Regions from separate parts of the Mus musculus genome. Here region 1 is linked to region 2. Evidence: chromatin loops called from intact Hi-C (ENCODE). Cell type or tissue: heart. All regions are shown on one strand. Links, peaks and the distances in the headings refer to the core of each region. The heading gives the core; the rest is flanking DNA.

Region 1 (16,213 bases), core at 4,833-12,832, 54 kb before region 2:
GTTTCCAAGTGCAGAGCTGGAGAAGAATCTAGAAACCAAGCACATTGTTACCGCCCCGAGGCTGATAAGAGGGCTGAAGAGCCTCACTCAGGTTTCAGATGTTTGGGTGAGAGATGCTCAATGAATACACACAATGGAAATATCCTCCAATCAGAGACAAACAGAGACCTGAAGTCTAGACAATTCTGGTGACAGCATCTTTCTAAGTGCACTGGGGGCTGTTGGCATGGCAAGCACCCATCCTGGACCCCACAGCCAAGCATGCTGCTCCTTTCTGTGTTGTCCACATGCATGTCCTGGTGGAATGTCCCATGTCCTGCTTGGTTTGTGACAACTTCCTTTTCTAACCACTTTGTCCCATTTCTCCCTGGAGGCAGTAATAGCCTTCAAACTCCTCACCATTTCTCAGTATGACACTTAGTGCTTCTTGTTTTTGTTTACTGGTTCTAGCATTTGTTCTTCCTGCATTTCTACCTGTTCCTATATTTATCCTCTTGAAATCCTTAGTTGTTCATTTGTGCCTGTCAAGAGGAAAACATAACTTGATGACTTTTAATTAAACACTCTGTTTGGAGAATAATAATTAAAATTATTTTAAAGATATCCTTGAAGTTCATAGATTTTTTTTTATTTGTTTTTTTAAGTTAGGTAGCATTTGTAAATAACTGTAAATGCCCATCTCTCATCTGAGAGCTGGCAGAGTCTCACCAACATTTCCATCCAAGGAGCTTGCAGAACACTGAGCTGGGAGCTCCCAAACTGTGAGCATGCCCTTTCACCTCAGCAAACTGAGAGATAATAGTGAAAGGAAAGTCATTTGGATCTCTGAGTGAAGGAAGCATAAACACTTGAGGGCCAGAGTTCTCACCCAGCTGCTTCTCTGATCTTTAGCATGAACCCACAAAGTCCTTTGGGCTTTCTATGTCCCATTTGAGTAACAACAAAGTGACTTGTTTTTCCTGTAAAATAGAAGCAAGATACCTGGGGACTTCATGTCAAAGTTCTCCTTTTTTCAAACATTAAGGTCAATATTCATACTTATTTAACAGTAAAGTTCTATTACTAAATGATGGCTAGCATTGCTAGACTCTTTTTAATACTATAAATAAAATAATACATAAAAAGGTCTTTTACATTCCACTCTGGGTCTACCTTCATGAATTGAGAATAAAATTTTCATTGGCTTTTTAGATTTTTTTTTATTATAATATACATGTATGGTAAACATTGTTTTTAAAGATGCATCCAAGGAATAAATTGTACACCCGTCTTGATCAAAGAATTTCAAATGCAAAGTTCTGATTTCATCCTTTTATTTCTCCTTGTAAGCTGTTTGATTGAAACTATCAGGATATCCTTATTGAGTGATGGTGGAGCAAGATGGGAAAGTCACATTCACCAGTGAAAATAACTGTGTGAAAGCGGAAGGGCTCCGATGTGCACATCCCAGAGCACAGCAGTGAATTATAGTCTTATGGTCACCAAAGACTTAGAAATACTGCTTGTGTGAAAACCGATAGTTAAACTTATGCACTTAATATTTAATCTGTAGCTAACTATACTTATATAGGAAGGTATGTATAGACTTATGCCCAACTTCAGATATGTAACAAAACATACACATCTATGGTAGTGTTCTTGTAGTATTCTCTTGAATAAATTAGAAAGAGGTATAATGACACTTCTCTCAGTATAAATGATCACTGCCTTTCTGAGGTCCTTCTTTTTTAAAAAAAGATTGATTTATTTTATGTATGTGAGTACACTATAGCTATCTTCAGACACACCAGAAGAGGGCATCAGATCCCATTACAGATGGTTGTGAGCTACTATGTGGTTGCTAGGAATTGAACTCAGGACCTTCGGAAGAGGAGTTAGTGCTCTTAACTCCTGAGCCATCTCTCCAGCCCTCCGAGGTACTTCTTAAGGGCGTCATAATTATATTTTTAATCTATTGGGGGGGGCTGAGAAAATGGCTTCATGGGTAAAGTGCTTGTAGCAGACGCCTGAGAACCAGAGTTTGGCACCCCAGGACCCATGTAAAAGGACATGATGGCCCTACTGCAGTCCCAGAAAGCAGAGGCAGAGACAGGCTTCCCAGGGCAAGTTGGCTAGCCAGACCAATCAAATAGCAAGCTCCAGGTTTAGTGGAAACCCTGCCTCAGTATATAAGGTTGAGAGCGATCAAGACACCTACCATCAGTCTCAAGCCTCCACAAACATGTACACACACATGTGTACCCACACACATGTAGACACTCGGACCCACATGCACATGTACATATGCAAAATAAACAAAATCTATATTTCCTCTTCCTAGGCTGTGATCTCCTTGAAGGCAAGTGTAGTTTTGTTGTTGTTAATTTTTTAAAATTTTTCTTTCATACAGTACATCCCTATTGCAGCTTCCTCTACTTTTACTCCTCTTTGTCCTCCCCTAACTCACATACCCCTCCCCGCCCTCAAGAGTAGGTCTTTCAGGGACATCAACTGAACACACAAGATACTATATAAGACTAGGCACAAACCCTCACATCAAGGCTGGACGAGGCAACCCAGTAGAAGGAAAAGAGTCCTAAGAGTCAGAGACACTCCCAGTTCCACTATCAGGAGTCCCCCCGCCCCCCCCCCAAAAAAAACCCAAGCCAACAACTATAACATACATGCAAAGAATCTAATGCAGTCCCATGCAGGCTCCGTGACTGCCACTTAAGTTACTGTGAGCTCCCTTGAGCCCCCTTAGTTGATTCTGCCTGCCATGCGCTTGAGGTGTCTTCAACTACTCTGACTCCCACAGCTCCTCCTTCCCCTGTTTTCCTCAGGGGTTTCCCAAGCTCTGAGAGGACAGAGCAGGTGAGACCTCCAACCTGGGCTCTCTCTTCACCTAGTCTTTGGCTGTGGATCTCAGCACCAGCTCCCAACAGATACCAGAGTTGGTCTCTCATGACTGGGCTAGGCACTGATCTGTGAATATATCAGGACACCCCTTTTTTCTTTCTTTCTTTTCTCTTTGAACATTCTTTCTTTGCTCTCTTTTTTTTTTCCTTCCTTCCTTCCTTCCTTCCTTCCTTCCTTCCTTCCTTCCTTCCTTCCTTCCTTTCTCTTTTTCCCAGTTGTGTTTGGTTCTATCCCAGGTTTCTGGTCATCTGAGTAGTGTCAGGCCTGGGTTCCTCCTGATGATCTGGGCCTCAGATTAGACCCGCCATTGGCTGGCCACTCCCACAAGTTCTCTGCCACCATCATCCCAGCACATCTTGCATACAGGACAGATTGTAGGTTAAAGATGAATGGGTTGGTATTCCAGTCCCACCATTGAAATCTTGCCTGGTTGCAGAAGATGGACTGTTGGGGCTCTGTATCCTTCATTGCTAGGAGTCCTTACGAAGCATCCTTATAGATGCCAGGAGTGTCCCCTGCACCAGGTTTCACATTGTCCCCCCCATTCCTTCCCATTCCAGTCATCTCCCCATACGTTCACTCCATCCCTCCCCATGCCATTTGATCCCTCCTGTTCCCATCCACACCTACCCCCAGTCCACCTGCAGATGTATTCTATTTCCCCTTCCTAGGGAGACTCCTGTGCACCCCCCACCTTTGAACTCCCCTTGTTACCTACCCTCTCTGGGTCTGTGGGCTGTAGCATGTTTATCATTTACTTAACAGCTAATATCTACTTGTAAGTAACTACATACCATGATTGTCTTTCTGGCACAGTGGGGTTAAGCAAATGTAGGTTTTTTTTGTTTGTTTGTTTGGGTTTTTTTTTTAAATTAGGTATTTTCTTCATTTACATTTCAAATGCTATCCCAAAAGTCCCGTCCCCCCCCCCCCCCGCCCCACACTCCCCTACCCACCCACTCCTGCAATGTAGTTTTTAATTAAGTCTTGAAGACTCTAGAAAAAGAGTTAGGACAGAAAGAAAGGCTATTTCAAGTCATAGGTCAAGACTGTATGAGTTAATATTTAAGTTTCTATTTAAGACTTTTAAGTTATTTAAATATAAACAGATTATTTAACATAGGCAGCATCACATGTTTTGGTAGTTCACTGAATATAAGCTTAATCCAGTGGTGCCCAGGGTGTAATCCTAGAATCATATCTGTATCTCCTGGAAACTTAGAAAATTCTTGGCCCTCTACCCAGACCTACTATGTCAGAAACTCTGGAGTCAGGGCCCTGCTATCTGTTCCAACAGACCTTCCCGAATATTCTGTTACATGATCAAGTTAGAGAACTCCTGGCCTAAACTAACAATAGTTCATGGACTCGTTGAAAATCCGTGGACTTTGAGAACATACCTTCATTTGCATCTCACCTCCTCTCCGTCATAGGTCTGTGCCCGACAGTCTCACACATACGTCTGTGAGTCGAGCTGTTTCAGATAGTGCTTCTTTTCCAGTTCTGTGCGAAGGGCGAGTTACTGTCAGTGCCTCTTGCTGTAGCTACTCTAGTAGACTAGAAGCCTGGGATGCATGGTAAAGACTTAACTCTGAGTTACTGCTTTAAGCTTCAGCATTTTTGTAGATACTTTTTCTTCTTTAATAAGCTTGTTTACTTACTAATTAAAGCATGTTCATACTTTTGCTTCTAGAAGAGTCAAATGCTCAAAAAATTGAGGACGTCTATGGTCTGAATGGTCAAATAGAGCACAAAATAGCTTTTCTGAGAGCTCACGTGCCAAAGGATGTGAAGCTTATACTCATTGGCCATTCCGTAGGCACCTATATGACCCTTCACGTGATGAAGCGAGTCCCCGAGCTGCCTGTAAGTATGCCTTTGAAGGTGATTTTTTTTTTTTTTTGGAAAGCAGAGGGAAGGGTGTGTGGTATCCACCTTTATCCTCATCTCTCTATTACCAAAGATGTGTTTAAGAAATTCCCATAATGTTCCAGTGAATAATAGTGGGAAAGAGGTTTTCTAAATGAATCTCTTTGAATCTAGGGTTCTCGGGAGTTCTGATGTCATGTTTAACTTTCTGTCTTTTATGAAGTAATGTTTAAGAACAGTTACTGAGAGTGACATGGGAAGGACTCTGTCTTTATTGAAAGAGTGTTCTGAAAATATTCATAGGTGAGAGATGGCCCAGAGGCTAAGAGCACTGAGTGCTCTTCTGGAGGGTCCAGCAAGTGTGATGCCCACGAGGTGGTTCTCAACAGCCTGTAACTACACTTCAGGGATTCTATGCCCTCTCTAGAGGCCTCCACAGGCACTGCATGCACAAGGTGCACAGATATACATACAAGGTCAGCTGATGACATGTCCTGCTTAGAGCTAACCTTCCTCACACATCCAACCAATACTAGAGATGTTACACACAGAGATCTTGAAGAAGTGAAGCTGATGAGAAGCACAGAGAACAGGCTGCCCTGCATGGTACAGGACTAGCTTTGGAAAGACAGTCGGAGGAAAGGGCCTTCTGACCATGTGTACGCACACTGGATGTGTGGTGCACAGTGGGACACTGAGTGATCCCTTTGATCTGCTGTATCTCACTCACCCTGCGGGTACTTGCAGCTGAGGCTAGGTGACATTAAGAACACAGTTGTGCTACTGCAGTATGGATACTAGCACCTTGTCTCAACAGCAGGGATATGGACAAGGAAGACCCTCTCTACAGGGACTGCCTGCCTCTCTGTTAGAGAGCAACTAGCCTAGAATGAGCAGCACCGAGTGTATGGGGTGCTGGGGAATCTGAGAGTGAAACAGAATCCCCAGCAAAAGTGGAAGAGTTAGTGGGATGACTCCAAGGAAGGTAGGCCACTGGCCACAACACACAGCCGAACTTCCACGATTCCTGACACAGCACTTATGACACAACCCAGAGCTAAGGCTGGCATCTAGCATGCCAATCACCTGTCTAACTAATAAGCAAAGATGATAAATGCCCTGTAACCCAGGTTCCCTGAATGCAGACAGGATCTTCTGCTGGGACTGTAGAGTTAGAGGCACATTCTAATCTGAGATAGACAAATCACCCATACAGTAAAATAAGAACAGTAACTCTCCAAAAAACTTAAATAAGAAAATATTCCTGTCTCTTTTAAGAAGCAAACTGGTACCCCATCATCACCATCATCATCACCATCGACAGGTAATGCCTGTCTTTGTGGAATATGTTAAGTAGATCATGAGTTTAGATTCTTTTCTATTTTGTAGTTTGCAGGTACATATGTATCCTTTCCTTCACAGATGCTTGGTTTCTTTGTCTTTTTGTTGGTTGTTATGATCCTGGGGGTGAAACTGGGGCCTAAAGCATGATAGGCAAACGCTCTACTACAGGGCTGCACCCAGCCTCATGCCACTGGCTCCTAAGTGCAGCTATGAACTGCATATCGGGGCATTCACATCACAGAGTCCAACTTAATGTGTGAACTGTTTAAGAGCCTTTACAGAAAGGTGCTCTTTAGCTCACATGAAATGACCCAGTGAGTGGCTGCAATTTACAAGTTATTTCTGCATGTGGCGTGTGTGTGTGTGTGTGTGTGTGTGTGTGTGTGTGTGTGTGTGTGTGTGTGTGTGACCCCCTGAGGATACAGGCTGTTTTTTAGCTACAGGCCTGGAGTCTCGTGGATGAGGCAGCTAAGCAAGAGGAAGGGATCCCTTCACAGCAGCCCTGTCCATGAATAGTTTCACTCCGTGTGATAAAATACCTCCAGCGGGGTCTTGGATCCCACTAGGAATTTGCCTCCTTTCCTGCCAGCTTGCTTCGTTCAGTGCTCAAACCAGCACTTGGAAAAAGTACAACTATAGACTCCCTGGCTGTTTTTAATACCAAATGGATTTTAATTTTCTCCTTTTGGATATAAGAAAATAAACTTTTATGTCTGGGTGAATTCAATAAATTGAAGATTACACTCTATTCATTGAATTCTTACTTCCACTCATTTGTATTTTGCCCTAGATAAGGCCTTTTATTCAGGAAGCAGCTTTGCTTTTGATGTTACCTTTGGCGTCACTTACAGTCTCTTTTCTGTCCTTGAAATTCCTCTCATGCTATTTGTGGCTGCCATATTTCCCAGCACTCAGGCCGAGTGTGACTGTGAGCTCTGTCTCTACCTACTCACTTAGGCTCAAGTCAGTTTCTGACATTTTTTGTTTGTGTAAAGAGACAAATCATTGAGTCTCTATCTCAGTGTCTCTATCAGCAAATTGGAAATATGTTCTTCAAGGATTTTGTGACGATTTATGCAAAATATTAAGAGTGTTGCCTAGGATTTCAACATTCTAAGCAAGTATCTATTATTGTTCTTATGGAAATAATACTAGACTCATTTCAATCATTAGGTTAACTACTATATTGGTTACCTACTGTTATATATAAAATTGCCCCAGACTAGCTTTGTAAAACCATATGTATTTACTGTCAGTCTCTGGTCAGAAACCTGATCACAGCTTAACCAGGTCCCAGAGTGCAGAGTCTTTGACAAGCTAGTAATTGTGTGTCTTCCCAGGGTTGTAGTCTCCTGTGGATACTTGGATTGAGATGGGAAAGGATGGAAAGAAGGAAGGGAGGGGAAAGGGGAGGAGGAAAGGAAGAAACACAAGCTGTACAGAATCATTTTGTAAAGATATATTATGATTCAGAGTCTCAGAGAGCAATGAAACTGTACCTCCTCTTCTTTAATGGTATGGAGGTATGGCTCCACCTGTACCACAGCCATGGGGACATGAGTTTGGATCTCCAGCACCTGTGTAAAAGCCAGGTGTAAACCCCAGTTCTGTGGGAGCAGAGGGTAGATCCCTGGAGTGTGTGAACCTGCCATCCTCAAAAAACCCGTGAGCTCCAGATTCAGTGTCTCAAAAACTAAGAGCACAATTGGAAAAGACACCCAGCATCAACCTTTGTCTTTACATGCACATGCATATACATACATACACACACATACATGTATCGCATAGAGAGAGAAGAGACACAGACACGACTGGTATACTAGAAAATAATGTGTGTTCCTACATGAAAGGCACCTTTAGGGAGGTAAAGGTGTTGTCTGTACAACTTTGTGTTTTCATTACTCAAAGGTTTGATCTGGGGCTGGAGATGGTTCCACAGTTAGGAATAACTGTTGCTCTTACAGAGGACCTGGGTTCAATTCCCAGAACCTGCATGGTAGCTCGCAGCCATCTGTAAGTCTAGTTCCAGGGAGTCTGACACCTTCTGACATTTGCAGAATATTCTGATGTATGCATGGTATCCATCCATCCATACATACATACATACATGCAGGCATAACACTCATACAAATAAATAATCTTTTGTAAAATAAGCTAGATCTGGTTTCAATTATCTGCATTGTTGAAATTCTCCACTACGACATCCTGCCTGCCTCTCCACCACTAAACACCTGGGCCAGTTAATAACTGCTGGGGTGATCCATGCTGAAGCGTTGACATTTCAGTGTCTCTGAGACTGCACACTGCCTGCATGCCTGAAATTAACATGAAACGCTCCATTTAAGATGCATTTGACAATCAAGTAAGTTGTGGAAGCCAGAGTGTTGCAATCCCTAATCACGTTGCCAAAAATAAGTTAGCTGTTATGTTTTATAACATATGAAGTGTGATAATAAAAAACTTGTGTTCTCATCTCTTCTGTTATTTTTACTGGAATTTTTGACTCCCATAAGATTTTGAGGGCATATTTGCAGTTTGGTAGCTGATTTGTTTAGTTTTCCTTTGGTTCAGCACTTTGCAATATTTTTGTGTAATCTTTGACAACTTTGTTCTTACATCATTTAAGAGACTTACTGAGCCGGGTGTGGTGGCTCATGCCTTTAATCCCAGCACTCGGGAGGCAGAGGCAGGCAGGCGGATTTCTGAGTTCGAGGCCAGCCTGGTCTACAGAGTGAGTTCCAGGACAATCAGGGCTACACAGAGAAACCCTGTCTCAAAAAAAAAAAAAAAAAAAGAGGCTTACTGTATAATGCTGGATATATTGTCTGACCTGTAGCTCAATACAGTGCAAAATAATTGCCTGTTTTAAAATGTGGAATTAATTTTTTTTTGTTTTTCTCTTTAATCTAGTTTGATGTGTAAAAATGTAGAAATAGAAGTTTGTCAGATACTTGGAAAGCAATGTCCAGAATGGAGATTTTTTTTTCTTTAAAAAAGTGAGTTTGAAGACTGATAAGTAGTAGCTGTTCTGACTTGTAGTAGAAAACATAATTGTTTTTAGACCCACAGGATCATCTTTCGTTTTATATGTCAGAAGTCAGAGAGAGGGACCTTGTCAGGATGCAGTCTCATCTGGAGCTGCATCTTAAAGTGGAGCGTGCTTCTGTTCGCTGCGTTTATAAAGCGCGTCTAAGAATGTCCTTCAGCCTGTGGGTGCTAGATTACGGTGTGTGCCTACAGTGTGCGTGACTGGATTTATGTGGAGCTCAAGGGGTTGGAGACTCTGCAGATGGCTCTCCACCTTTCTAATGCTGGAACCCTTCAATACAGTTCCTCATACTATGGTGCCGCCAACCACAAAATTGTTTTCACTGCTACTTCATAATTGTAATTTTGCTACTGTCGTGAGTCATAATGTAAATACCTGTGTTTTCCGATGGTCTTAGTTCACCTCTGTGAAAGGTCCTTTTAACACCCAAAGGGTGTCGGTGCGACCAACAGTTTGATTGCTCACTGCTGAGGAATCAAGAGTAAGATGCAGTGGCTGGCATGTGAACAATAGGGTAGCAAGCTTCCCTCTTACCTAGAACCTGCTTTCTCAGCATCAGCCCTCTGCATGGTCAGAAGTTACCATCTGAGAAAGTCCTATCTCCATAAAGTCCAGATTAGGACTTACCTGCGCTGTGGACTGAATGGTGAGGCAATTTCTTACTTTTTCTTTTCCTTCGGGATTTACTTGGTGCTTGGGGGTCGTATCTCTCAGAGATAGCAGATCCTAATCCTGTGGTACCTGGCGTTCCCTGGGGAAAGTGCACAGTAACCGCGCTGTTTCAGAACAACCGCAGTGCCTTCCTCTCCTGGCGCTTCCACATGATAGCTTAAACGCCACAGCTCGCTTGTCCAGGTGCTGCAAGCCTTGCCCCAGGCTGTTGTTTACTTAGCTTTCTTCAGCAAGGTCTGTGGACCAGAGAGGACTTTTTATCCTCAGAGCAGTGCTAGTAACTGTTTTCCTGGTAGTGCTGTGTTGGGATAAAATGTGACCAAGAGATTTGCCTGTATTCTGAAAATTCTTATGAAACTGAGCCCTTTTCATTGTTTCTAAGAATGTGTTCTATCAGTCCATTTTGTGGGTTTCTGTCTCCTCCCTTAGTGTTAGGGGCCATTTCTTTTCCTAAAACATATTGCTGCTGCTTGCTATGGGCAGAAGAAACTGGTGGCCATGTTATACTGTGTGTCAATAACAATGAACAGTGTCTCCATAAAGATCCCAGAGAAAAAACTGGCAAAATGAGGGGCGGTCACTGTAAAAGCTCAGAGCCTTGTGCCTCTGTTTCTTTTTGTTTTTCTTTTCTGGGTGTTCTGATCTCTGTTGTGACAGGGTCTCACTTGCTAGCCTTGAGCTTTCCTAGCCCAGGCAGTCCTGCTGAAGCCTCTCCAGGGTTGATCATGTACACTGGGCATGTACACAGGGTGAGCCAGTACACTGGGCTCTTGTTTCAGTAAGTAGTTCAGATATTCAGAATCTTAGACTTAAAGTGTACGACTGCGACTGAGTAGCTTGGAAAACTTTGAGGAGAGTAAGAATGGCAAGTTGGGTTATTTAACGTGTCGATTCTGATTGCATCTCCTCCATATTAGGACAGAATAAAGTCAGACATTCTGCCAACTGTGAAGTTATCTAGACGGTCTGTGAAGAACAGCCCTACTCTATGGTGCCTCCGTGGCCCCATCCGAGTCAGGCGAGCAGCGAGCAGTACCTGTAACAGTGCTGCGTTCTGTTCAGTAGTCAGGCTAACCTTCAGGGAGGGGAAAGGAGATGATTAATGTATTGTAGTCGCTATGGCCGGAGCCCTGTTCCCTAGATCTAGAGATAAGAAGTGAAAGCAAAGTAGGGAAAAGCTGAGAGGTTCTGGCCCGGCTGAAGGAAGAACCTTCTCCCAGCTCTTAAGATGAAAAACAGCCCTGTTGGCAGGAGTTGTTGAACAAAGCACTTCTTCACAGCTGGAATGTTTGAACAAGCCTCTAGAAGTACATGTTCCATGAGATAGAAAGTGGGAGTCGCTTTGCCTTCTAAGCAATGAACCACTATGAGGGAAAGGAGAGAAACTAATAGCAGGTAAAATGTTCAGTTGGCTTGCAGTCTGATACATCTAAAGAGAACCATCAGGAGTCAGAGCCTGCACTAATTATGGGGATAGACAACAGGTAAGTTTGCTAGAAGCTGCTGAAGGGTCATGGGTGATGATGTCAGACATCCAATAAACTCAGTTCTCACTGAAGAAAAGGAAAGAAAAAGAGAAGGTGCAGTAAAAGGCAAGGAAGCAGGTGGTGGGCACGTTTGCTAGTCCAAGGGCACAAAGATGACTGCAGCATCCAGAGCAGTAATTCTCAGTGAAAGTAAATAGAGAGGGCAGGATGTATGCATCCTGGAGGAATTTTCATTTACTGCAAAGGAGGAATGAAAGATGCAGAAAATACAAGTGTACCCCAGACTGTCGCTCACAGCACCTTGGGGCATCCTCGGTCATTGCAGTGGGTGGCCGTAGTGGAAAGGGAAGACTCTAGGTTGTGCGACAGTTGTGCAGGCACAGGGCACAAGCCTGAGCAAAAAGGCTTGTTTCTTGCTTGTAATTCAAGTCCTCTTGAACATAGGCTGTCCCTGTTAGTTCTCTCTGAACGGTGTTACTCCAAAATCCAAATTGATGGCGTAGCCTCTGTCAGATGTCTTCTGGCTTCATGGAGAGGGTAGAAAGGAGGTGAGCTGCATTTAGTCTCCTTCTGAAGGTAACACTACTCCCCCCAGGCCACTGCAAGTCATGTGACCAGTGCTGGTCCATGAAGCTGGAAAGTCGACTCCTCTCCCAAGAGGAGAGATGCGTTTGTGAAAGACAAAACAGTACTTTATAAAAAACAGAACTGTGCATATTTATATTGTAATATAGGTATTTATCCTGAGACATTTGTTTCTCATTTTATAAATGTGTGCTTCTATCTCAGATTACATTCTGGAATGTATATCTAATTGTGAGTTAAAGTTCTGAAAACCATTCATCCAGACCTGTATAGCACAGAAGCTGAGAGAAGAGAGAGAAGGTCAGGCAAGGTGCAGTGAGATGCAGGACTGAGGAGCCAGGTCCCTGACACTCATCCCTCGAAAAAGGAAGTTTCTTTCCTCTCCCCTTTGCCATTGAGACCATGAACCTGACCTACTGTCAGCAAGTCACTGCAGTGACCTGGGGGTCAAGTTCTGGCACCTCTACGCCCAGGCCTCAGAAGTCTGGGAACTTCTATTTCCTTGGTGGCAGTAGGCAGCTGCTACGTAAGTGATCCAGCTGCTCGGGCATTGCCTGGCTGGCCACATGAGAAAGTCCTGAGGCACTTAGCAAAGCAGCCCTTTAGACCACTGAACACTAGCAGTGACCACAGCTGATACAAGGAGCCACACAGCCGTCCAACTGACCCCGTTTGAATTCCTCACCTGCAGGGTCCTGAGACAGAGCTCTACTTAGGGCTGAGAACAAGCTCACAGCTGGTTGATAAGGTAATGAGGTGGGCAGCGTCACCTTGCTGGAATTAACACCTGGGGGGTTGTCATGGAGAGTGCAGGGTGAAGTAAGAGACAGAAGCTGCAGAATGTTGAGTGGTAGATAATAGTCTAGAAGCTGACCGGTGGGAAGGAACATTCAATATAGGAAGAGAAGAATGATTGAGGGAGCATATTTTTCTTTTCCCCCATTTTTATCTTTATGTGTATGGGTGTTTTGCCTGCATGCATATTTGCATATCACATGCATGCAGAGCCAGAGGAGACCAGAAGAGGGTGTTGGATCCCCCCGAGACTGGATCACAGTCCACTGAGTTGTCACACGCGCTGGGAATCAGATCCCAGCCCTCTGCGAGAGCAGCAGATGACACTCTTAACCTCTGGCCATCGCTCCAGCTCCTCTGACTTAAGTGCACTTTTGTTTCTTCAAGTACACAGGGAAGTTTTCAGGGGAAGTAAGTGGATGTCTGCTTTGCAGTGAGTTTAGAGAGAATTGGAGTTGTAGAGGCAGAAAGTAAAAGAAGTTAGCATAGAGACATACTGAGGGCAAAAACTAAATTAAAAACAGCATCAGACTTGTAGAATTGAGATGGGGCATATGGGACAGTAATGTAGGACACTGCATCCTACAGAAGCAATGCACAGACATCTGTCATGTGACCCGCTAGTGAATCCACGGGGATCAGATGGTCAAACGTGAACATTCTTTACATCTTAGTTGATTTTGTGTGCCTGGATATGCAGAGGTAGTGGTCACACATGCCATCCCTGCACACGTGTAGAGGTCGGAGGACAGCTTGCAGGAGTCGATTCTCCCCTTGCTATACGGGTCTCAGGGATAGAACTTGGGTTAGCAGGCTTGGCAGCAGGCACCTTTACTCACTGAGGAACCTTGCCAGATCCAGTATATATTTATTTATGCCCATGTGGGCATAGTCTCCAAATCTCCAAGACTACTTTGTTGAAAACTGGACTCATGGAAAACTTCAACTTTTCAACTCAGCCATTGTTAGCTATTTGAATATTTTTGCAAATCCTGAAACTGCTTTCAAAGTGGAAAATTTATGTGGTCTTTTTTTTTTCTCATCTTTTCATAACTCAAGAACTATTTAATATATTTTTCTCAAACTTTGCAAAAAGAAAAATCACCTTTGGGCTGAAACTAAGCATGGAAAATTTCACCACAAAAGGCTAATTTTTTGGAAAGCTGCAAGAAAGTGAAACCCGGTTTATACTAGAGCATACCTCGTGCACGTCAGCATTGCGTTTTATCTAACAGGTATCCTCTGAGGGCTTCTGAGCACTGCGTAGATCTAGGGAGCACTGCCAGACACTGTAGAGGGCTCCCCCATCCCGCCAGCTCTTGGTGAAATGCGTTTAAAAGTCATAGGACAGGTGAAATGCCTGCTGGCTGAGCACCTCTTGTGTGAATTTTTGTGATGCCACTTTCTGGTCCAGGAGGAATTATTTTTTATTTCTGAGAATAGCAAATACCTTAAATTTTATCTTTAAAGTTTTTGAAAATGTTTCATCATATAAAAGTAAAATTATCAATTAACAAGAGACATTTGTTTCCCTTTCCCTCTGCGTTTGTTTCCCATATTTCTCACTGAGATGGTATATATTGCTGAATATGCTTCCGTTTTGTTTTGATTTGTTTTGTTTTGTGTTTTGCTTTGTTTTGTGACAGAATCTTAATCTAAAGTCCAGGCTGCCTGGAACTCGCTGTGTAACCCAGCTTGGCCTCAAACTAACCTGAGTCCTCCTGCCTCAGCACCCTGAATACTGAGATTGCAGGTCTACTCAAGCCAAGAGGATTATTGTGAGTTTGAGACTCATGTGGTGAGTCCCGGGCCACCTGAGCTATAGATTGAGACCCTGTTTCAAAACAAAATAAAAAATAATTTTTTTAAAAAGTAGACATATTTAGCAGCAAACCATCTCAGCCAAATAGCAGTATATGCTATTATAAAGAGCAAGGAATACTTTTTTTTTAATTTATTTATAATTTTATATTTTTATCATGACATTTTTCAAACTTTAAAAAAATCCTAATTATAAAAATTAAAATACTTGAAATTTTCAGAACTAAAATAATTATGTAATGAATTTACAAGAACCCATCATCCGCAGTTGGTTAGCTCCTAATGTCAGTTTGTTTTCACCTCACTGTTTCCATGAGTGTCTGAGCAATGGCAGTCGTGGGTGCTCACTCATATGTCTAGTTCATCGTGTGGCTTAGGAAACAACATAGCTTCTTAAAATCCCCACATCATTGGATAATATCACTCCTACCAGAATTAATAGTAATCTTTGCAACATCAGTTGCAATCCATGTTTTAATTTTCTTTATATTCAGAATTTGTTTTTACAGTATTCCTTTTTAAAACTTATTTTCTCATTATAAAAGTGAAGGTATCTTCAAATTTCAGAAAGATAGGAAAAACAGTTTAAAGCAGAGTACCCACCCATGAGGACGCATTCAGAGAGACTTCCCTCACGGAGCCACTCACTGGCTGTTTCTCCCGTGCAGCAAGTGGCCTTGGAGTGAACTAAAACAAGTGAACATGGCCGAGGGGAAAGCATTCTGCAGTGTCTGCGGGAAGAGGTACTAGTTTGCCTGGTCCTTTGGGCCAGCGAGATGGCTTAGTGAGTAAAAAGGTCTGCTGCCAAGACTGACAGCGTGAGCCTCATTTCTGGAAACCACGTGAGAGAGGGAGAGGACTCCAGAAGCTGTGCTCTGACCTTCACATGTGTTCTGTGATGTGCATCTGCACACAGACACAGGTACATACATACATACATACATACATACATACATATTTAAAGCTAACATAGCCCTTATCCCTGTGCTTAGGACCAAGAAAATACTTTAGTACCCTCCTGTTTATTTTTATTTAATAGAGAAATGAAAGAAAATTTGAACTCTTTTTTAACATTCTTTTAGGATATAAATTTTGTTTCAAATATGCAATTCCCTTGTGGCTATTTACAAGTAATGTTTTTAAGTCTCATTACCATGGTCATTATATCATAATGAGGAATGTTCTTTAATCCTTTCAGCAACTTAAAGAGGCTTTTATTATCCTGTTCATGGGGGAGAAAAAGAGACTCTGAAGGACCCTGATAATTAACTCAGGTCCAGGCAGCCAGTGAGGAGCAGTGCTAGGATCTGAACCCACCATGTTATTATGTAACACTTAGTAACTGACATCTTATTGTAAAGGGTTTCTAGAAATCCATAAAAAGAATTCTAAGCTCTCAAATAAAGATGCAAAAGATAGCAACAGATAATGGGCTGAAAAGTGTAACAGCTGTGAAGATGCACAATGTGTGGCGTGGTACTTAACCAGTTAGTGTCTGTAGAATTATAGTTCTGCCAGTGTCTGGTGACTGAAGCTCTGCAGTTATCAGATGGACAGCCATTGTGGAGCCCAGGACATGGGTCCTCTGCGTACAGTCTACAGTCTGAACAGAGAGGCTCCCGGTGACTTATGCTCTCTCTCACTGGAGTGTTGAGTCTTTGCTTTCACTGTTTTCTATAATGATCCTGTATAT
Region 2 (16,213 bases), core at 3,390-11,389:
GGATTTCTTTTCCTGGGTATGTCTATGGGAAAATCCCTCTTCTCTGGGATGGGAATGTGACCCCTGACTGGGCGTCCATTAGAGCCACAGGGTGTGGGTGCACCTGCAAGGTCTCCCCCCCCCCCCCCCCCACAGAGGGACTAGATTCCCACCTCTGCAAATCCACCCAGCTCAAGCTCCGAAGAACATCTGGGCTTCCTCCTACCAGCCATCACGGTACACCTGCATGTGATTAGGACTCAGCAGACACCCACAGCCCCACCGAAGTCAGCACTGGTGACATATCCCAGCGGACAAGCCTCTCCCCAGATCGCTGATCCTTCTGACCAGATGAGGACATGTTCCAGGGATACATGAGCCCTGTGCATCTGTGACCACAGAGTCCCCGTTCCCGGGGGACAGCAGTGAGGACACCTTCACCCCTGCTCGGAAATGAGTGCCACCAGGGGCAGACTGTGCACAGCAGAGCCAGGGAGGGGGCAGAAGTCGAACTTGGCTTTCTCAGTGTCGGCCACTGGAGAGGCTTTTAGACCTGTTCACAACAGTGTTTGGGAAGTTGGATACAATTTCAAATCCCCTGACTTTCTCCCCACAAGTGCCCCTTCTCTTGTGAATATGTGAGCCCCTGCATAGCAAGCTGGAGTAGGTCATATAGACAATGAAAAACTGAAATTTTAGCCTAGGAATGTGATGAACAAGACTTTACACCTTTCCATTGGAAGGGTCTTAGGACACATTTATTATACCTGCCACAGTATTTAGTTGAGAAGATATATATTCTCTCAATAAAAGAAAAATGTGTTTGATAATGAAATTAAGAGCACAGAGAGAGTCTGTCTGTCTTTAACACAAGGAAACATGACCACAGAGACCATCAACGAACTACAGAAACATTGGGTCCAAACTGGGTAGGTATTGCTGTTGCTAACAAAAAGGTGGGTCACCATATCCAGGACCCCATATCCTCAAAGGTCATATTGGTCACGAGTGAGTCCTTCATGAGGGCCAGGTCTATCAGCTGTCACCCCTACTCCTCTCCATGATCAAAACCAGAGGGCAAATGAAGTAGCCTGCTGCAAATGTAGGAAGAAGTCGGGCAAAAGAGCCAAGAGAGCACACTACACACTACAGACTGTTGGGGAAAGGAGCTGGAGCAGCTAAGGAGGTGTGTGGAGGACCAAGCAGGCTGGCTCGTCACGTTTTCTCTCAGACTTGGTCCTCTGAAATATGTGCTCGGTCTCAAAGAGGAAGCCAATCAACTGGCCTTTATGCCTTGAGACTTCCTTCAGAGGCTAGGCCATGCAGCCTCCAGAGCGAGAGGACCCATGCTTTCTGTAATGAGATAGATCCTCAGCAGCCTGGAGTATCCAAAAGCCAAAGGTTTATCCCTTCCAACTGTTTCTGAATAACTGTTCACTCATAAGCTTCCGTGCTTGTCATTTCCTGAAGAGAAAAGCCCTCTTCTCCCTGGAACCCAGGACTACTCGGTGAACCTCGTGGAGTTCGGGGCTATGCATAGGGACCTGAGCAGTTTCACAGTGATGGCCCTGTGCTTAGGGATCCTGGCCATGGATATATATACCTCATTGAGACCCTCTTGCTTGAGAGCACCATGGTCAACACAGACTAGCAGGGCCAGGCCTACCATGTATCTACCCATTTTGATCCAATCATTTTGACGCACAAGTCCCTGGCTGCTGCTCTCCAAAGACTAAGTAGGCTAAACAGCACTGGTCCAGACCTCCATCTCCAAGCACCAGTCAGAAGCAGTTTTATGAGTAAAAGATTTAATTGACTTATCTGTACAAAATATTAGAGTGGTGAATAATGAGCATACAAGCTGTTTAACAAATATAGACTGCTATGTAATGGTTAAGAAAAATAGTTGGCTGTTTTACAGGTCATTTACATTTCAATATGTACAACCTACTTAAATTTGAGAATACATATACACATGGATTCGTGCCTGCCCTCCCAGGGTTGGTTCTCTGCTAGCTAGTCTGGTCACAACAGCATTGTGCAGTGTCATCGGGTACTGCCCAAGCGGCCAGGCTGGGCAGCAGGCAGATGCTCGACTGTAGCCTGCAAGCTCCCAAGCTCTGCTCTGGCCAAATCCGAGCTGGAAGATTGCCAACCAGGAGATTTCAGGTTTTAAAACCTCTCCGTCCCAGTGCCTGCTCCACTGTCTGAGGAACAGTAGGTGTCATTGCAAAATGAAAGCTACTTCCCCTGAAACTAATTAATTCTGTCTTTAGCCGCTGAGGGAACAGCTGTGGAATTGAGCCTTGGTGGCATTACCATCGCCATTTCCATAAAATAACAGTATCAGAATCAGATTAAATTTACTTTTTAAGCTGCGGGCCACTCACCGTGTGCCGCATTCCACTGCCCACCTACTTACACAGCATCACGCCATGCGCAGGCTCAGCACCAACCTTCTCAGTGGAAGGACTGGAAGGATCTGCTCCTTTGTACAGAAGGCAAGATGAACAATCCCAAAGTTTTCAGAAGAGCTTACCTCGTCTGCTGAAAGAGCAAGTCACAGACAGTGTGTTAAACCCTATTTTTGTTTTTATTACATTTATAGTTCGGAGAAAAACAAACAAACAAAAAAACTTCCAGCTAAAAGACCTAATTGTGACTCTTTATCAAAGAACACAAAACGTAAAAGCTCTTTGTTCTACCATAGAATGTGAAATGCAAAAATCAAATTACCCCAAGGGTGCTCTATTTAGTCTGTGATTGATCAGAGGTGGAGCATGCCGGAGAAACTGCTCTCTGGAGTCTCCGTCCCCAGCTTGGAACGCTAGCCTGCTGCCCAGCCAGGAATCCCAGCGTTGCATGCTCAGCCTTCTCACTGAACTGGATCATCGTTTCTAAACAGAGGTGCAGATTAGTGGACTCTGTATGGACAGGCTGGCTCCAAAAGTGAGGCTCATTCCTCAAGGCGTCCACAATCCTCAAAGCAGATGGCTGCTGCACCACCACCGCAGCCCCCACCCCTGGGAGGAATCACAGACCTCACTCCTGTCTCAGGGAAAGCCACTCACCCACCCCTATCACTGCCTTGCAGACTTGATCCACTGAGAAGCCAGGCAAGGGCTTTCTGCCGCCCTCGTGGGTTGTCTGAGGCTATCAGGAGGGTCTGGAAGTTCTGACTGTCTAAGTAGAGACAGGTTATATGCAATTGCTGAGAGCAAGTATTTTTCAGGCATGGGGCCATATGTGCCCCCCCCCAAGGGAGTTGAGATTGTGTGCTTTAGAGGGCTCAGTTCACATTAGCTTCTAACTCAGCAGGACTTCTACAGCACCTTTACCACAACTCTTGTTTGGTCCACATTTGCACATGCCAAACAGCCAGACATAATTCTAGATACTGACAGCCGAGAGTCTGAGGGCCCTAGATGCAGAGCATGGCATGTCATCCCATCTCTAGACAGTGGAACTGGGGGTGTTAGATGCCAGTGCTGGTCATATGGAGCAGTACCTGGCTACAAGAAGACAACTCCATGCCCACCTCCTGCCTGGCCACATCTCCAGCCACCACCATTCAAATAATAGCAAAACAACTAGCAAAAGCAAAATAGCTGGCCTTCTTCTGGAGGTCTGTAGCACTGTACCTACGGGGCCTGGGTTTGGCTTAAGTCTCTTCTGATTTCCTTAGGCAGTTTATTTATGTAGCCATTGAAAGGGATGAGACATTCGGGACTACAGAGCCTCTCTTTCCATTCCCTCTGAAAGCAGAGTTCCCCTCTGGAAGGGAGTTCACCTGATGAGCAAAATGTGCCTCTCACACCTTCATACCAAACACAGAAACGGGTCTCAGGAAGTGTGTGGCTGCCAAAGCCCTCTTACCATTGAAAGGGATGCACAGGAAAGAAACCAGTCCTGAGTTTGCCTCACAGGTGCTGGACGAGACCTGCAAGCTCAACACCAAGCAGTAGAAATGGACCGTTGCCCGTTGAATAGATTTGCTGCTAAGAGATACACTGGCCAACAATAGCGAGAGAGTTTTGAAGTTCAGACTGGTCAGCAGTGACCTCGCGCCTTCCACCGGCCGTGCTGACTTACACTCTGTTGTAATGGTCGCCACTGCTGCCAGGAGCACCCTCCCCAGCTCTGCCTGGCTCAAAGTCTACAGCCAAGTTGTAAGCTGTCTACAAGCACAGCACAGATGGGGCCCAGTTAAGCTGGATGTGTGCACACCAGAAACAGAGCATCCCCCAGTCTCTGGATGGTTCTCAGAGCTCACAGCCACTGATGAGAGAGCAACTGCCAGTCTCAAGGCAGCCTGAAAATTGGACCTCTTAAGAATGGGGTTCCATTACCACTACCCCACTTGCGGTACCTCTTTGTGCTTTCCTCAGCGCTGGCACAAAGGGGGCGGGGGGGAGGAACTTAGCTTCAGCCTAAATCTACGAAGGGATCTGCTACAAAAGTCAAAGCTGGGGGGGGGGGGGGGATCTTGAACTCTTCCCATTTAGTGCTTCTTAACGCTTAACTCGGCCACCATTTTCCAGGTCATATAAAAGAAGATGAGGTCATCTGACTCCAATTCCTGCCACCAAATCACTGTGCTGGTAAGCTTCAGCCAGATGTTAGATCCGTGGCATAGAGAGGAGGCCCTGGGAGGGCAGCCTACCTGCACCCTGGGCTCCTTTACTTTACCTACAGCACCTGAGCTGCCAATAGAGCATAACTTTCACTTTCTTCGCTGTCACCAGAGAGAACTCACAGCAGCCCTTCCCCCAAATTCAGTCACCTGGCAGGCTCAGCCTGGATGTGACTGAATCTGAACACAAGCACGTGGAGCCAGGGTAACCACACTCTCCAAAACAAAACAGCTCCTGGCTGGTGGCGAGCCAAACCCCAGGCCCCAGATCCTGGCCTCTCCTGCACCTGCCTCAGCCTGGGTAGAAAACTGAAGCAACATTTGAGACGCTCCACCATAGGCTGGCATTTAGATAAGATGGTAGGCACACACAAGCCCACACTCACAGAACTCTGGCGCTGTGGCTGTGGCTAGGATTATTTGCCTTGCCTTGCCTTGGAACATCTGAACAGCTTTCTAGGAAGAATCTAGGAACCTTGAGACTAGAGCAGTTGTCATTTAAGGGATCTAGGTAGGGAGATGACTGCCCATGACTAGTTTCCTCAGGTGTCTTTCAAGAGATGCACTGTAATCCTGATACCTGCGTGGCCTCCTACAAGGTGGGCCCAGGCTACGCTATGAAGAGAGCTGAGTCCTTCATGTACAGAAGCCTTGGCTCTAAGACTAACCAGAGACATCAGCTGAGCACCCTGTGGAGATCTAGTGATGTCTCACCTACTCCTCAGATTTTGTAACAACTTTTCCATCTTCTCCACATCCTCTCTTCCCTTTCCACCCCTGACACTTTTAAAAGGGAAGTAGAGGCCCACTGCTCCCTGGCAGAAAGCTACATTCAGATGCCCATCCTCCCAGCTCATCAGCTGAGGCCCCTGATGCTCAGTCCCTTGGAAAGGTCCCTACCTCCCTGTACCTGGCTCCCAAGAGGACACTCTCTGGAGAACCATCCAGGCCTATGACAGTGTGTTCTCTACTTTCCACTGCCTTTTCAGGGCAGACTCAAAGGAGGAGCTAGCCTCTTGGGACATCAGATGCTCTTGGAAAGGATGTGCCTGGACATGGTACTTTAAGAAGGAATGCAGTCTATGACTGCATTTGTGTTGGCCTTGAAAGGGAGGATCTGGTGAGATGAGAACCTGTAGAGTTAGCATCCAGTATATACCCAGGCTCTCCTCGGGACTCACATCCAGCTTCTGTCCCTGCTGACACCATGATGGTTGTCAGGAAAGATCAGCATGGGACAGAGAGATCCACTGGCCTTTGGTAGCACTATCACACAATGCACAAGCTACTTACCCCATACCATCTGAACATGAAATGCCAGGAAAGTGGGCCAAGGCCAAGCATGAACACTACAGCACAGCACAGCTCCAGACACTCTTCCTCACAATAAGATTAAGTAGCCGACCACCCGCTCTGCTTGGTCCAGACCAACTGCTTGGTAACCCCAAATCCCACAAGACCAGAGTCTAGGAATCCTGAAAATGCCTTCCTGCTAATGGAGGGGGCTACCTTAATCCATAAATTATGGCTTCAAGCAGCAAACCAGACCAGTTTGGTGTCTGGCAGGACTGAGAGTCCAGCTGGCCTCCCCTACTTCCTTAGCAGGCCTGTCAGCCTCCCTCACTTCAAGCAGTGGTTCAGGTTCCCAGCAACGTGGAGAATTCTGTTTACTTCGGAAGGGAGGCTTTGGTGACCTCAGGCTGGGCAGGAGGGGACACCCTAACTGACATGGTCTGTGCTGACTACAGCATCCAGACAGGGATTCCAGGATGCAGCTGAGTTTGTCCTGGTCACCCGCCCCTCTTAAAGCCTAGATGACAAAGCAGATGTTGAAGAGTGTTCCCAACTGTGCAGGCAGCAGCCTTTCTCCGCCTCTTGGCAAGCTAGTTTAACCACATCCCATCTGCCCCACATGCGGTTGGCCCTTTTGTGGTCATAAAATACATCCTCTAGAGAATGGCTACAGGAGACAGAACCAGAAGAAGAGCCCTGTTTCTAGTTCCACAAAGGATCCACGAAGGATCAAGGGAACCCTGGGAGAAGTTCTGATCATTCAGCAAACACCTGAGGCCTCAGAGGCACGACATGAACACTACAACCCAGTGCACAATGTTGACCATTCTAGTGACAGTACCCTTCTGTGGGTGCAGCCTCAACGCAGGGAATTCCCACTCTCAAAACATCACTTTCTTGTTAGAAAGAGGTCATCAAGTTTAAAGGGGGTGGGCCATGCATATATCCCTACTGTGCAACAACCAGGCTGAATTGAGTTAGTTTCCCCCCAAAATTGTTTGGCCTAGTCACAAAAATAAAAAAGTATTAAAATGTTTGCTTCTATACCAAAGTAGTAAACACCCTAAATTTTCCTCAAATAATCCTCAAATTTTCCTAAATAATCGTCAACTGTAATTTTCATTGATTTTTCTAAACTTTCTAATACAGCTTTTAGCTTTACGACCACTTTATTCTCCATTGTGACATAACAGCCACTATTACATCATCTAAAACAGAAAAGGGAGGTTTCCCTGGTAGAATCCAGAAGTCTGGATGCACATTTCTGCCCAGGCACAGCCCACCCCACCCCCCCAAAATGATGAAATTATATCAAGAGTAGCCACTTTGTGATTTAAAAGAAAAAATGATAAAATAATTGCATTTTCTGGTTACAGAGATCCCCAGTCATATAAGTTCACATTCTAAAAGGAGAGAAGTCTTCATTTTAAGAATAAATTATACATGGATTATTTTCCCCTTGGGAGGAAACTTTACAAAATGAAAAGGACTCAGATGAGACTTAAATAAATTAGCTGAATCTAAATGTCCATCCTTCCTTCTCTCAGGAGTATCCACTAAGAACTAAACGACCTGTAAAGGTCATGGGCCTTGGCATTCAGGACGAGTGCAGAGTTAACTCCTCCCCTAAAGCCCGAAGTGGAAAACCTAGGGTGCTGTCAAAGTGGTCCTCTGACTCTCAACAGGTGCAGCCCAGCTTGTTTCTGTTTCCCTGGCCACTGACAGGGGGCCCCAAAGGATGAACTGGCACCAAGAAATCAAAGGGCTCTGCAGAACAAAAATTCTGGAGATGGGAGACAGGCTTGCCACCTTCTCATTCCACAGTGTAGGAGTGGAACCCTGCTTCCTCCAGCCCTGCAGGTCCAGGCTGTGTGTTTAGGTCTGACAAAGGTGTTGGTGTGGCTTCACTCCCCCTTGCTGCCAAAAAAAATAGCAAGGAACACAGTGAAAGACACACACAGGCTACCACAGATTTGACAGCAAAGCATAAACACTCTTTGCCTTTTGGAGGGGGCTGTGCCGACCTGGCAAATGGGTTTGAATTCTGGGCTGATGCTGGTGGCCCCAGGACACTGAATCCCTGACAGCCCCTTAGGAAATCCTCTTGGCACCTTCTAGACACTCCTAAACCTGGCAGACCCTATCCTGTTCCTCACCTGACTCCTCCATTTCACACTCACCCTCGGGAGAAAACTATTCTTTCTACTTTCCAGATCATTCCTAATTGGAATGAATTTTTAAGTCTGTGTGTGTTGGCATTTTGCAACACAACACATTCTTTTGGATAAAGCTTCGTTTTCAAAACTGAGCCAGTACCACATCAGACTTGTTTAGGAACCGGGTGCTCCCTCCCAAGCCCCAGTGGCTCCTTACTTTTGAAGGTTCCCAATGCCCACTCCAGAGAATCTGGGTATCCCAGCCCTGCAGTGCACTCCATATCCAACGTCAGGAATCCAGCCACACCGCCTCCAACTAAAAGGAGAATCCAATGCTAACCCATTTCTACTTGGATTTAGTGCCAATTACTGCAACATAAACACAGATGCCCTTCCCTCTCCCGAAAAGGACAGAGGTTTGTATCAATGGTAGCAAATAAGCAAGGCTTTTAGCGCCTGCCGTCCACGGTAAACATGTGCGTGAGTGAAGGAGTGTGTAAATGTGAGTGTTAACTGTGTGCTCTCCTCTGTGCTGGCAGAGGCCATAGTCCGCCGTCCCTCGGGCCTGATGACACCTGCTCTTGAGCTAGGGTCCTGGGCGGCCAGACCCTCCCCAGACCGCATGCTACCTGCAGCCGCAGGCCTCCACCACCATGTCTTCGTACTGCTTGTAGACCACGTTGTTGGCGGCATCGATGTAGAGAATGCTGATGGGACTGAGCCTTGCGGGCACGCAGCAGGAGGCTGGCGCAGCGTCGGGCGCCATGGAGTTGAGCAGCGTCTGAATGATGGCGTGGTTGGTAGGCTCCAGGTGCGAGCGCAGAGGAAAGTCGCAAACGCCCTCGCAGTGGTATGCCTCGTAGTCTAATGGCGCGATGATCCAGTCGTCCCAGCCCAGCTCCTTAAAGTCCACGTGCAGTGACTTGCGACTGCAGCGGCTCCGGCCTCTGCGCCCGTGGCCCCTGCCTGCGCCGCCGCCGCCGCCGCCGCCGCCGCCGCCGCCGCCGCCACCGCCACCGCCGCCACCACCGCTTCCCTGCGCTCCCCGAGTCCCAGCCAGCGCAGTCCGCCGCCGCCTGCGACCGCCCAGGTTGGCTTTGCGTGACCCAGCGCCTGGTCCTGGATCCGGTGGCGGCTCTGCAGCGGCCCGGAGAGCACGGGCCTGGGCTCGGATCTCCCGGAACAGACTCTCTTTCCTTTGCGTACGGGAGGAGATCACCAACAGCGCGCGCTCCTCGGCCGCAGTGCCGCCGCCGTCGCCACCGCCCGGCCAGCCGAAGCCCAGTCGTCTCAGGGCCAGCGGGCTGCTCTCCGAGGCCGTCACCGCGCGCAGCACCAGGCAGAACTTGCGGGAGGCTCGCGGCCAGCGGCGGTGGCTCTGCACCGCGTCCGTCACGTCGAACGCTTCCCAGCGCGCGCCGCCCAGGGGCTCGGCGGCCCGGGAGTGCAGCAGGTGAGCTGTGCCAGCCTCGTCCGGGCACGTGGACAGCAGCAGCCGCGGAAGGAGGGTCGCACTGTCCCTGTCTGGTTCCGGAGACCTCCGGCGCAGCACGCGCAGCTCCGCATTCACCACCTCATCGGCTTCGGAGAGGCTGGATACGTCGAACAGGAAGCTCTGGCCTGGCTCGGCCGCCGCCGTTTCGTCTGCGAGGAAGGACAGAAACAGAAAGAACAGTGTGAGGGTAAAGCCAGGACACGCAGCAATGGGGAGGGCAGCTTGGCTTCGTTTGGCTTGGCTACCCCAGACACATAAAGCGACCCAGAAAGGACCATAAGAGCGAGCAAGCGTCCCCGCATCTGCGTTCCCGCAGGAATGATGTCAATCCCTCGGATAAAGGGATTCTTTCTTGTCGCCTACACCTGAAGCTTTGGTTCTTCGACCACCGTGACAGACAGATACACACACCTAATAGCTAGACTGCGGGACCCAAGAGCTCACCACCGCATCTCTGGACCAAAAACTTAACCATTAGTTCTGCTGCCTGCACTGGCATCTTTCTTTTGCCGAAAGGTAGGTCAATTTTCTGAGCAGGGGTGTCCTGAAGGGGGCCAAACAGAAAGCGCTCACACACTTTCCCAATAACTTGCTTTATGTGACAATTGTCCCTTACTGCTGAGCCGAGCGCCCCAGAGAGCTGCAAGCACTCCTGGATGTGCGGAAAACGAAAACTTCTCATTCCCTAAAAGCACTTTTCCCTTTGGTTCCTTTTCTTCTCCCAACCCAGCCTAGACACCTTCACTGACCACGGTTTCCCGTGCAAATTGGGCCCTTGAAAATTGTCCAGAAACGGAACGCATAAGCATCGCGACACCCTCTGCTTCAGCCCACCCTGCCCGTTCAGCCAGGATAGCGACGACGTCAACCCCGCTCTTGGCTCCTTCTGGTGCCCCCGCGGCTACCAAGGGGAATGGAAAAGACAGCGAGACGCAGAGAACCTTCACGGAGAGATTAGAGGAGGCGATGTTTCTGCGGTGCAGACTTGCTCATTCTTTTGCTCCGGTGTGATTTATTTCGGGCTTGGGGTTTTATTTCTGGTCATGGGTCCTTTTTCTTTTGGGGTGGACTCAGACAAAAAAAAAATGTTTAAATTCCACCAAAGAGCAGATAAGGCGTTGCCTTTGAAGGGGGTCATATGGTTTCGTTTTGCCCCATCGGAGAGACCATGCAAACTCCCCCCACCTTTGGGGATTTGTTCTCAACCATGGAGCCAGGCCCTGGTGTTCTAAGTCTACAGTCTGGGTGTACTGTTCTGCCTCCACAGCTCTGTTCTAAACTGAAGCTGGTGGGAGCAAGCTAGACAGAGGCCCTGGGCCATATTCCCCGTCCCTGCTTTTCCTCTCAAAGACCCTTCTCTGCAGCCTCCGCCTCACCCCGCTTCCTCGGCCTTGCTACCTCCCCAGGGAGGGAGGGAGAAAAGGTGGCCCGCCTCTGGGTCTTGCTGGTGGAGCAGAGCTACGCCGGAAGGAATTAGCTGGTTTTATAACCTTGTACACTTAGCCAGCCCTAACAAAGTCGGATGCTTCTGTTACTTTAGGCCCCTCTCACTGTTGGCAGCTTGAGAGCGTCCTATGCAGGGACAGGTTAGGAGTTTTTCCTGATTCTGCTGCACACTGGGATTGGAGTTTCCTGTAAGGATCCCACCAGTCAGTGTGGCGTGCCATGACAGACCCTTGGAAAATAGATGCTGGTCCTAAGTGCCCCCATAGGACCGTCAGGGCCAGAGAGTTCTATGTATGGAAACAAAGCTGTCTGTGCGTACATGCTGCGCACTGAGTGTGTTTCTGAGATGGCTGATGCGTGGTAGCCACAGCCTGTTTTCCCACGCTGGTATCAAAGGCCTGCAGACTGCCAAAGGCTGCCTAGCCTCACTTTTCAGCCCTACTTGCCTTCCTTTCCCTCCTGATTTCCAAGCTAGATCTTTGGCTGGGCAGAATTGAAGCCAAAATTACTTGCATTTCCGCCTGAAATTAGTTAAATTTTCCCTATCTGTCTGCTTTAATGACTTCAATGGAGATTAATAAAAGCCAGATGACACACACATACTACAACCACCCCACAACCCCACCCACATCCTACCTTTGGAGGGCCCTACACAGGGTAAAATGTGATGTTTGAGCTCCAACCATCCCTTTTCTCCCCACACAAGCCGAGGCCCTGGACTCTGGCTGCTGGGGCCTACTGTCACAGAAGGAAGGCAGGCACCCAAACTCTCTTCCCATACACAAGCCACCATCCACCCGAAACGGCCTGCCTGAGAGGGGTCCTTCTGATACCGAGAGGCCATGACTTTAATTGGATACCAGCTGCTCTACCCTGAATTCCCCTGAGCTTCAATTTGTGTATAGTCCCCAGTCCCCCGCTGAACACAAGGCACTACCATCACTGCTCTCGTCCCTCTTGGCGGGAACTCAAAGGCCACAACTCCTGCCCTTCTTTCTTCTCCCAGGGCTCCAGGCCCAAGGCTACACTAGACCCTTCCCCCAAAGAAGCGGATCTTGAGCTCCGCTTGGCTTGAGGGGAACCTGCCAGCCTGTTCTGAAGAGCGGCTCCCACTCCCTTAGCCCTCGGAGACCAAGCCTTGACTGGCTTAGGGGTTCGTGAACAATGACTTCGAAGACAACTTTTTCTCTCCAGCACCTGAGGATAACTATAGGGATCATAGTTCAGGATCGAATCGGGCAGAGGCTTGCCTCCCCCGGCTCGTCTCCAGTCAAGAGTAGACGGGATGGGCTGGTGCGCAGAAGACGCGTAAAGTACCTTGAGTTGCTTGGTCTGTGAAGCCGGTGATTGTGTCCACACGCCCGTGCCCTGAAGCTGCCGCGACCGGAGCCCTCCCCGCCAGGCTCCTGTAAAGCGACATCATGAAGTGGTGTGGCACCACCGAGCCGTTCCTGAAGCCAGAACCCGCAGCGCGGCGCACAGCTCGGGGACCCGGAACCGCAGCGGCCTGGAGAGCTGAAGGGCCTGGAGCCCGGGCGAGGGTCCGCCCGCCGCCGCCGCCCCCGGGGCTCCAGGCTGGTCCAGCCCCCGCCGCTCGGAGCACCGCGGCAGCTTCTAGCCCGTCGCGGGGACGGCAAGCGCTCAGCAGCCAGAGACACAGCGCGGCGGCAGCGCTCAGGTCCATGGGCTCCTTGGGCCGGCCGGCCGCGCGACACGGGCTCCGTGGCTCCGGGAAGTCCCCCGACGCCTTTTGAACATAGTGTTTAATAATGGGGGAAGTGTGCGCAGCAAGCCGCTGCCCCCCTCCTCTCCCACCCCACCCCCGCCCAGCGCTCGGAGCAGCGCCCCCTGCTGAACGTTCAACCCGCAGCGCTGAGCCCCCCAACTCAGGCCTATCGCGCAGTGCAGGGTAGAAGTCGCCTCCCCTTGCTGTAGTGCCTGGTCCTTGTCCTTGCCAAGAGAAGGCCATCCGCCCGAGGCTCCTGCCACAACGCGGTGCCCCGCCTCCCCTCCCGAAGGTACTACGAGCCCCCACCCCCCTCCGCCCCAAGACCTCAGCGCACTCCTTGGCTGGAAGATGGGGCGTCTCGCGTACCCGCCCAGCTTCCTCCCGACTCCTCCATGGAGAAACACCGCCCTCCGCGTGATCTTGTGAGTGCTAGGGATGCCAGACCCGGGCCAAGTCAAGACTGGGCCCCTCCCATCCAGCTTTCTCGCCGTACGCCCCCTTGATGGATGCTCATTAGGGAGTTCCTAGGGATGCTTACGATACACATTTGGATGCCACCCTCTCCCGTCCACAGCCCTCTGAAGATAACAGTGGGAGGCCAGAGAAAGGGAGAGGATCTGTGATGAAGGATGAGTGGCTGGAGGGTACAGATGGGCACGGACCGGAAAAGCTTTGGGTGGGCATCTTGAGCCAAAGCAGGAGCTGAAATCTTAAAGGGTTTAATGAATTAGGAAGGCGGGGACCAGCGGAATCCTACTCAAATTAGGTCTCAGGGTTTGAATGTGCAAAGTAATTTGCCCGGGGAAAGGGGAGAGTGGGGCAGGTGACCACATTTCTTCAAGGTCTTCAGAGCAAAAGGCAAGAGTGCAACCACAAGCCCAGAGGCTGCGTTGCAAAGCCATGGAATAGCGCTCGGATGCCAGCATGGTTATAGCACTCTATGAGCATGGGTGGAAAGGGCCACCTCTGGTCTATGCCTGGGCGACTCTTGAGCATACAGACGCTGGGACTTTTGTTTGGCTAACTTCCTCCCCACTCCTGCTCTGAGGGGGGAAGGCGCCAGCATGTGTGTCGATTTAGTTCAGACAAACCCCAGAGCAAGAATGTCCAGAAAATAGACCAACTGTCCAAGGGATTTAAAAGCCTGGACCCCAAATCCATTACTTTAGCATTGTTCTGGATACCAAACTCAGAATCCACGCCCGGTCCGTGAGTCAGGTCAAGGTGCTATCTAAAAGCCTCTTCCTAATAAACTACATAGCCCAGGCTCCCGCGTTGGAGTCTTATACTCCCACCTCGCCCTCTGGATAGCAGGCACGCGTGCACCTGGACCACGGTCTGTGCTGCTGGCCTCCCTACTCAGGGCCTTCCTGCTGTTGCCAGATGGTGGGCATCTGGGATGACAACCTACCTTTGGTGGCCAGGTTGGGGAGCGGATGCAAAAGCCATAATTATGGGTTTCTTTCTTTCTTTGGGTGCCTGGAGGAAGTGGCTCTAGTAGGGTGGAGACTTCCTGGCGTAACTCCCTGCCCACCCATCCACCCCTGCCTACAGTGGCCAGCCAGGGGTCTCTTTGCTCAGAGGGACACTGGGTTCTGGTGGCCTTCTTTCCACAGACGCCACTCATGTCCAGACTTTGAGTTTTTCACAAATCAATTCTTTGTTTAGAAAACAGAGAGCCCTGGCCTGTCACCACCCTGGTTCCAGCCCTGGCTTTGGCCACTAACAGTCCTGGCCCTTCCGAGTCCCCTCCACTTGTCTTGGTTTCCGTTTCTCCGACTGTATAAAGGGAAGAGCAGAAGGGATCTGGCACTATGTTGGCCCAGTGGATGATAATGTTTCTTGATTACATGACACCCCTTCCCTTAGGCCACCTTGGAGCTGGACATTAGGACAGGTTAGTGATCCTTCCTGAAGTGGAGTCAAGGAAGCCACATAGCTTCTGTTTGAGACTAAACTTCCTGGTCCATGATGTGTGGCTTAGATGCAGCTTGGAGCAGAGGTGGTTCAGTCACTTGTTCCCATCCCACAAGATGTTCTGAGCATTAACAGAGTTCAGAAGAGAAGTAGGTTTTATGAGCTCACTGGAAGCTGCTGTTAGAGGAAAATAGAAGGGGGAGGGGGGCTCAGCCCAACCTGCCGGCTGTGGCTGCGTGTAAGACATGCTGTACTCTCGTCATTTGTACTTCTCGGTCCAGACCCATCCATCCACCCATCCATCTCCACTCATCTCTTCTTGTAGCAACTTCTTATTGCTAGGCACTCTTCCGGGTGTTGCGAATCCATCAATACTCAAGGCAAACTTGTGGAGAGCCAGGGTGTGCAGAAGAAACAACAGCCAGTAATACACAAATGCCTGGCAGACCATCAAGGACGTTCTGAGTACCTTGATGGGAGAGGTTTTTTTCTGTCAGCAGAGACCACATTGAAGCAGAGCCCTAAAAAAAAGGAAGGCATGGGGGTGTTGGAGGCCTGCCTGGCCCCTTCCCTCTTCCTCCTGCTTAAGTGACACTAGCCACTTGTCACCAGCCCATTGCCTTACGTGCCCATGCCAGCTGTTCTATCCTGTGATAGAATTTTTTTTCTTTTTTTTAATTAGGTATTTTCCTCGTTTACATTTTCAATGCTATCCCAAAGGTCCCCCATACCCACCCCCCCAATCCCCTATCCACCCACTCCCCCTTTTTGGCCCTGGCATTCCCCTGTACTGGGGCATATAAAGTTTGCAAGTCCAATGGGCCTCTCTTTGCAGTGATGGCCGACTAGGCCATCTTTTGATACATACAGAATTTTTTTTAAAGAAAATTGAGTCACGAAGATGCGAACTTTGCCTGGGGTCATGTAATAAGTAGCCCAGCCTAGATTAACTGTCTTGGCTCAGATTTTGGCTTCCACTACACTAAGGAGGCAAGACTAGAAGGGGCTTTGGTCTGCTAATCCCTCCATGGCCCTCTCTGGCTCTCTGGAATCTTCTCAGCAAAGAAAGTGACTCTAAGGTCCCAGGGAGGGTTAAGAGAGAACTCCCCAGTGGACTCTTCTTTCAGCCTCGGCCACAAACTGGGAACTAGGTCACTGTGCTTGGGAACAGCCTGGAGGAGATGCGGCAGGGTTCACCTGTCTGTCTTGCAGGTCTCTGTCTCCCTTGCCCAGGGTTTCCAAAGCATGAACACCAATCTGGGGTGAAAATTCAGAGGACAGAGAAAGAGAATGTCAGGGAATTCCCTCAGCCATTCACCCTTCACTGTGCTTAGCTCAAATCCCCCTGTTGGCCCCTGATGGCCCCTCTTGGATCCACAATTCCAAACCTAGCCCAGGCATGCATAAGAGGCCCACATTTGGTGCTGGGAGCCTTTGGCAGCTGAGATCCCAGACAGAAGACTCTAGAGGTGTGCTCTGCCACAGGCTGAGTGCCTGTCCTTGGCTCTGCCACAGGCTGAGTGCCTGTCCTTGGCTCTGCCACAGGCTGAGTGCCTGTCCTTGGC

What was found. Hi-C counts contacts between places; a loop is a spot of excess contacts. Peaks named below come from ENCODE experiments on the same cell type or tissue, not always from the same donor. Only the 100,000 strongest peaks of a DNase experiment are listed, where the experiment ranks them.
Region 1: it touches region 2 in a loop (2.1-fold over the local background); 3 of 42 quality-filtered maps call a loop at or near these places.

The regions. Positions count from the first base shown.
Region 1 is chr12:8,233,852-8,250,064 of GRCm38, forward strand. It overlaps Ldah (lipid droplet associated hydrolase), which reads left to right. Exons shown (of 7, transcript NM_001364261.1): 4 at 4,592-4,764. Among named protein-coding and RNA genes, the nearest start is that of Gm33037, 34 kb to the left of the region's middle. In heart, for the core only: no CTCF peak of the experiment used is centred there; no DNase peak of the experiment used is centred there; H3K27ac peaks cover 724 bases.
Region 2 is chr12:8,289,248-8,305,460 of GRCm38, forward strand. Gdf7 (growth differentiation factor 7) reads right to left here and starts at 12,707. Exons shown (of 2, transcript NM_001312876.1): 1 at 12,320-12,707; 2 at 8,671-9,705. The coding sequence starts at 12,686. The coding sequence ends at 8,687. It also overlaps a transcript of Ldah not described here. In heart, for the core only: no CTCF peak of the experiment used is centred there; a DNase peak (open chromatin) is centred at 6,464; H3K4me3 peaks cover 2,230 bases; H3K27ac peaks cover 563 bases; H3K27me3 peaks cover 7,041 bases.